Regions from separate parts of the Homo sapiens genome. Here region 1 is linked to region 2. Evidence: chromatin contacts called from ENCODE Hi-C or POLR2A ChIA-PET data. All regions are on one chromosome and are shown on one strand. The core of a region is the stretch at or near the end of the contact, and the rest is flanking DNA. Distances in the headings are between cores, read along the strand shown. Region 1 overlaps LOC105374040 (a long non-coding RNA gene). Region 2 has its middle 84 kb from the start of PLCXD2-AS1.

The links. Hi-C counts contacts between places; a loop is a spot of excess contacts on that map. ChIA-PET counts read pairs that join two places held with the same protein, here RNA polymerase II (POLR2A). Pooled maps may share reads with other maps.
Region 1: a loop to region 2 is called in a map of mammary epithelial cell, with 5 times the contacts of the local background. The contact joins two enhancer-like sites. A Hi-C loop is called at or near these places in 10 of 168 maps with a recorded cell type or tissue (CD4-positive, alpha-beta T cell, CD8-positive, alpha-beta T cell, MCF 10A and 6 more), 1 of 37 single-sample maps with no recorded cell type and 7 of 50 pooled maps. POLR2A ChIA-PET finds 5 or more read pairs at or near these places in 6 of 52 experiments (AG04449, AG04450, BJ and 3 more).

Annotation. Positions count from the first base shown.
Region 1 is chr3:111,801,510-111,804,682 of GRCh38, forward strand. It overlaps LOC105374040 (a long non-coding RNA gene), which reads right to left. Exons shown (of 4, transcript XR_924333.4): 4 at 1-2,939. It also overlaps a transcript of PHLDB2 not described here. Among named protein-coding and RNA genes, the nearest start is that of PHLDB2, 56 kb to the right of the region's middle. Within about 2 kb of position 1,707, at least 22 of the 41 ENCODE cell types and tissues checked have a DNase peak (open chromatin) inside an H3K27ac peak, as active enhancers do; they include PC-3, PC-9 and mammary epithelial cell, where a contact is called at or near this core.
Region 2 is chr3:111,759,585-111,762,773 of GRCh38, forward strand. It overlaps a transcript of PHLDB2 not described here. Among named protein-coding and RNA genes, the nearest start is that of PLCXD2-AS1, 84 kb to the left of the region's middle. Within about 2 kb of position 1,932, at least 7 of the 41 ENCODE cell types and tissues checked have a DNase peak (open chromatin) inside an H3K27ac peak, as active enhancers do; they include PC-3, PC-9 and mammary epithelial cell, where a contact is called at or near this core.

The DNA of each region.
Region 1 (3,173 bases), core at 457-2,956, 42 kb after region 2:
TCATTCATGTCACAAATATGAATAAATGTGTCCCAAGAGCCTAGGACAAGGCTGGTTCATAATAAGTATTCAGTGAAGAGTAGGTGAAGGATGGATGACCAGATGAATGAGTGACTAAACAATAAGCTACAATTGAGTATTATTGCCCATAAAAAGAAATAAAATTTTGATACATGTAACACCATGAATGAACCTTGAAAATATTATGCTAAGTGAAAGGAGACAGACACAAGAGATCACATAACATATAATTACATTTATATGAAATGTGTGGAATAGTCAAGTCTATAGAGACAGAACATACATTAGTGGTTGCTGGGGACTGGGAGGAGGGAAGAGTAAGGAGTGACTGCTCATGGATATGGGTGTTTTGTTTTGTTTTGTTTTGTTTTGGAATGATGACAATGTTCTGGAATAAGATAGCAGTGATGGTTGCACAACTTTGTGAATGTAATCACAAATATCATCAAATTCTAGACTTTATAAAGGGTGGATATTATAGTATATGAATTCTATCTCAATTTTTAGAATGTAAAACAATAAATTAACCAGGATAGAAAGATTTAAGTAACTTGCTAAAAATTGATTTGTGTTACTTGTGATGATTATGCATCTAACATCAAAACTTTGGCTCCTAGTTCAGGCTTTCTCCAGTCTATCAAGCTACTGCACAGAAAACTGCAGAGTGCCACCAGCTATCTCTATGGCTCCATGGAGCACTGTGCTTACATACAAGAAACCTCTCTTGTACCAAAGTGTAAACACAGTGGTGGCTGCATTCTGCCTCCAGAGGATCTGGCCTACAGAGTGAAGAATAAAGGGGAGACAGAGCAAGGGGAGAGCACTTTCCAAGAGCTTCCTCATTTTCTCTGTGTTGTCCTAGACACCACCCACTAGCCTTGTATCTCAGGTCTTGGTTGAGAAACCAAAATAACTAATGACACTCCTATGATGCCTTGGCAGCATTCCCTGATAACTTAGAATATTTATTTCCTGTTTTCCCAACTCTCATTTATTTCCATGCTAGCATAGAGCAAGATGACGTGTAACCTCTTGTGAAATGCTTGATATTTGTCCCTTAGAAGAGACATTAGTACTATACATTTAGCAAATAGTAAAATAACAACACTCATAGCTTGTTCTTGTGAGTAATATGTGAAAGTTTTCTAAACTGTATTTTAGTTTTAACTTACATTCGTTACAGCAGAGTGAGGCAAGCATCATGCATTCTCTCTCTTTTAAAGAAAAAGCACTAAAACTTCCATTTTTTCACTTCTAGTTTATGATCCTCTCTTCTTCCTTACCATGAGAATCAATAAGGGTGGGTGGTGTGAACACATGTTTTTTGTCCTGTCAGGAAAAGTTAAAGGTTATGGTCCTGCTCCCAAATGATAGATAATTAATCATCTTTAAAATGGCAACCTGTCACTGGAAAAGGAAAAGCAGAAATATAAAATAAAGCAGATATATGATATCAGGTAGCAACAAGGATGTCACAGATTTAATGAGTATAGGGGATGTTGTACAAAAAGTTTTATACTAATCTCTAGAAACAAAAGAAAAAGCAGAAATGATCTATATGTTCATAGTCTATATGGCCATCTCTCTAATTTTGAAATCAGCAGTCATTCCTTGGTTGGCATCTGCTACTTGGGAGCAGAGGATGGAAGAACACAGCAAACAAAAGTTTCATCGTTAAGCTGTGAAGCAGAGGGAACAGGCAGCTAGCCAAAACTTATGTGGTTCTTCAAATTTCTGATGGGGATCAGAGTGCCTCTCCCTCACTGACAAATATGGAATGGAATGTAAGGTTGCTACTAACAGGGTTCTCTGCAATCCTGAGATTGGTTCTGTTCTAGCCAAAGCTCTTGGATTCCTGTAAACTCCAGTCCAGTTGAAACTTCCCGGGAGAATGTGCCCCCACCACCCCGTGCAGAACTCCTGGACATCTTAGTGACAGCCCCACCCCCACCACTAGTCTTCCCAGAATTCGAGCTGTGAGAACACATCAATTCCTGACTCAGGCATTTGAGTCAATTTTCAGTGAACTCAGGATAGTAGAATGGAACACCATCTCACCCACCAGCAATCCCTGGCTAGCACATGAGTGGGAGGAAATCATGGGCTTTGAAATCAAACAAACTCAGGTTCTTACATTCACTAATTACACTCAGAAACTGTGTATTCTTTGTAGAATTTGAAAGTGTTAACCTCATTGAGCGTTACTTCCCTCAGCTATAAAAAATGGATATAACAATTTTTTTCTCTGATGTTGCTTTAAAACAAAGTGAGATAAAGAATGAAAATTTCCAATTTACAAATATTTCTTAACAAAGCGTAGATTTGTTCCTTTCTATTCCAAAGCTAATGACTTCAGGTGAAATGGTATCTTGAGAGTGGGGGGCATTCTGAGGAATCAGTCTCAGACCAAATTCATGTAATCAGTTGAAAACGTCCTGTTTGATTAGTCCCTTTAAACTCTTTATGTGCCTTTCCTGTCCTCTAATTCAGTTTCTAAACTTTTGTTCAGTATCACATCCCTAAAGAAGCCTTTTTAGACATTTTTTCTGATCGTCCTCTCCTCCATGAGATTTAATGCCACAGAGACACCATTATGTTGTTTGTGAACTGTATATAGGTATATCTGTGCTTTATACATTAAAATAGTAAGAAAATGTTAAACCCCCCAAGAACCAATTTTCACCCTTTGGTGGACAATATTGTTCCTATTGAGAACACATGGTCTATAAACAAACAAAAAGTTAGAAGAATCTTTGAAGAGATAATCTTTTAAAGCCTGTGAAAGAAGACATTATTGAATTCTTCTGAAGAACAGAGTCTTCCCTTCATCATCTCTTAACTATTAGAGGTAGAAAACTTTGGCGAAGTTTTAACAATTTCTTGATTTCCTATGTTTAGCCAATGATGTTCAGGTCAACCTGTTAGAAATAAAGAAAGAAGCCTCAGATGCAAAAAAGTAAATGATGATGCTAGGCCCCAACCTACTGATGTATTGTTTTCTACGCAGAGTATAAGATATACTATCTGCAGCATAAGTACAGTAATAATGGAGCTAAACCTCAAAAAATTAGTCCCACATCACTTGACTAATAGGTTTCTACTTTACTCCATGTGGATGTCCAGATTTTGCCCAATTAAACTTTCATTTCTTA
Region 2 (3,189 bases), core at 682-3,181:
ATGTTTAGCATGTAAAGTTACTCTTTGCACCAAATGGTTTCAAGACAGCAAAATAATATAACACCTACTAAAGGCCAGGTAATTGGACATTATCCAAATCAGTCATCATGCAACCCTATAAGGTGGAAATTTTTATCCCCAATTTATAAGTGAGCAAACAAATCTCAGATTAAGTAATTTGTCTAAGGGCACACAGCTTACAAGAGATGACGTCAGATTTTGGATTTGAGTTTCTCTCTTTCCAAATTTTTTATTCTTAATCAATAGGCTATAATTGGGTGACAATCAAGAGTTCGTTGGGAATATTGTTGGTTCATAATAGCAACAATATGCAGTTTGTAGGACAAGAGGCTTTAAGGGCAGAGATCTAAATGTATCTGTCAAACAGAGAAAGCCATGTGAAGTTTCTGTGTCTTCATGCCTCTGTATTGGATTCAGGCTGTAGCCACAATACTTATGCAAAAGCATTTCAGGGGAGACATTGCTAGGCAATCTTCACTTCCACTAGGTCAGAGTTTAATGCACATAATACTTCTTGCCTTCATGTGCATGTTGCTAACCCATATTCCTGACTGATATTCTTTCAGTATGTCCACAATGAATTAAAGTTAAGACCAGAGAGCAATATAAAGTGCTGAGCAAAACTCTTTTGAAATTCACAAACATTGTCCATCAGCAGAAACCATGTTTACATTTTTAAAATTCCTATTTTACCTTACGTGGACTGTAAGATGGAATCCAAAGATCCCTCAAACCAAAACTTAGTTTCAATGCATCTTTGTTGAGATAAAAAAAATTGTCCTACTCCAAAGATACTAAATACAGGTCTCATCAATAACCATAGCTTCCATTTTCTGTCAAAGTCAAATAAAATTTTCTACTATTTTTCAATTAGGAAAAGCAGCATTTCAGATAAAAAACTAGGCTTTTGTAACAAACTAGCAAAGTTGGAGTTCTTTTTATTGAAATTTATGTTTACATGGTTATTAAAAGGTTTGTGTTGGACTGCGGGACTCATCTTACTCTGGCTTCTGGGGAGTGAACTAGAAGGCAGAAAACGTGTTCTGTTTTCTTGCTTCTGCGATGTGTATACAGTTTTTTGTTTGTTTTTTTTTTCCTGAGAGCCACGTGGGACTGGTGAGGCTGAGAAGCAAAATTTGAATCAGAGCTTAGATTAAAAAACTGAAGCAATAATTTTCTCCATTTTCAGTTTTAGTTGTTTTATCTTTTGTGATAAATTGTAGGTGAGAAGTTTGGGAGAGGGGCCAGGATGCTACTTAGTTCATTCATAGCACTGCTTGGAACCTTTAGAACTAAGTCGGCCAGGTGTGGTGGCTCACGCCTGTAATCCCAGCACTATGGGAGGCCGAGGCGGGTGGATCACGAGGTCAGGTGATTGAGACCATCCTGGCCAACATGGTGAAACCCCGTCTCTACTAAAAATACAAAAATTATCTGCGCGTGGTGGTGCGTGCTTGTAGTCCCAGCTACTAGGGAGGCTGAGGAAGGAGAATCACCTGAACCCCGGAGGTGGAGGTTGCAGTGAGCTAAGGTGGCACCACTGCACCCCAGCCTAGCGACAGAGTGAGACTCCATCTCAAAAAAAAAAAAAAAGAAAAAAAAAACTAAACACATTTGAATACTAATCCCAGCTTTGTGATCCTCCTATTCCACCTAGAACTACAGTGTTATTCAATTTTTTTGCTTCTGTCATGAAGATAATTTGAAGCTAATCATCCACAATGGGAAATGAGCAAGTGGTTCCAAAAGCAGAAGTGGGTATGGGTACACATGGGAGTGTATAAAGCTCAAAGTCTCCTTATACACGGCATTGATTCAGAAAGGAACTGACACTGTTGATGAAATTTATCACACAAGATGGGACGTGAACAAATCCTTCATCCTAAAAAGGCAGAAACTCAGAAGAGAATGACTAGGGAGAATGAGTCACTAGCAGCTGTTAAGAATCATAGTTAGATCTCTATTCCTGATTTAACTCTCTGCTTTATCTACCCCAGAGGCCAGTCGTTCTCAAACTTCAGCTGCATTCAGATCACTTCAAGGGCTTGTTAAAACAGGATTGCTGATCTACACACCCAGAATTTCTGATTCAGTACATGTGGGTGGGGCAAGAGAATTTTTAGCTCTAACAAGTTCCCAGGTGATGCTGGTCGGGGATACCACACCATAAGACCCACTGCTTTAGGCAATACCGGTTTCAGAATTGAGCCACAGAGGCCATGACTGGTTTATTTACCTGGAAAACCAGCCCAACATTTTTTTTTAATAGCAGAAAAAGCATACAAATTTATTTAATGTGTATACATAAGAAGAATTACAGAGTAATTACCCCCAGCCTGACATTTCCTTAAAATAGGTGCTTGTATGTTCACCTAAAAGGGGCACTGCTAAAAGAGAGGATGAGGGGTCAGAGGAACACATTTTATCCAAAAAGGGATGCCCCCCCAATCCCATCCGCCACATTCAGCTGAGAACCAGACCAGCGTCTTAGCTATTAGTTCATTGCATGGGTTTTGGTGCCAGACTAGACTTAGATTTGAGATCCAAGTCTACTACCTAAGGTGATAAACTTAAGTCAGTCACTTACTTTTCTAAACTGCAGTACTGGAAGGATAACACAATTGATCTCAGAGGACTGTTGTGAAGTTTAAAGAAGATAATGTTTAGGAAGCTTTAACACAATAGCTCATGTATAGTAAGGCCTCAATAAATGCTAACTATATGTATTATTTAATTATATAACTAGCATTACCATATTATTATTATATAGCCAATATGTGTAATGTTTTGACACTGTCAATAAATTTTGAGGTGTTTATCCCATTTTCAGATATTGGAAACTAAGGCACAGAAGGGTTAAGTACCTTGCCCAAGGGCATCCTAGGGAGCGCTCTGAAGTTATGCCTTGTGATGCCACAATTATCATCATTCTAATCACAGGCCTCTAAGTGTGATCTGATCCAGACCTTCCACCCAGCCCTCCCAAGAACCTGGCCACACTCGTCAGGATTAAAGGAGGAGGTATTATTTCTTCAAGCCCTCCTGGAGTCTCTCTTGGCCTTTTTTGGCTCACATACTGCTGTACGTAGTTTGTGTCTGAAATGGAAAATTTCTGTAACACAATACCCAGCTCTGATCCCCACAGACTCTCAAATAATCTTTCTCTTT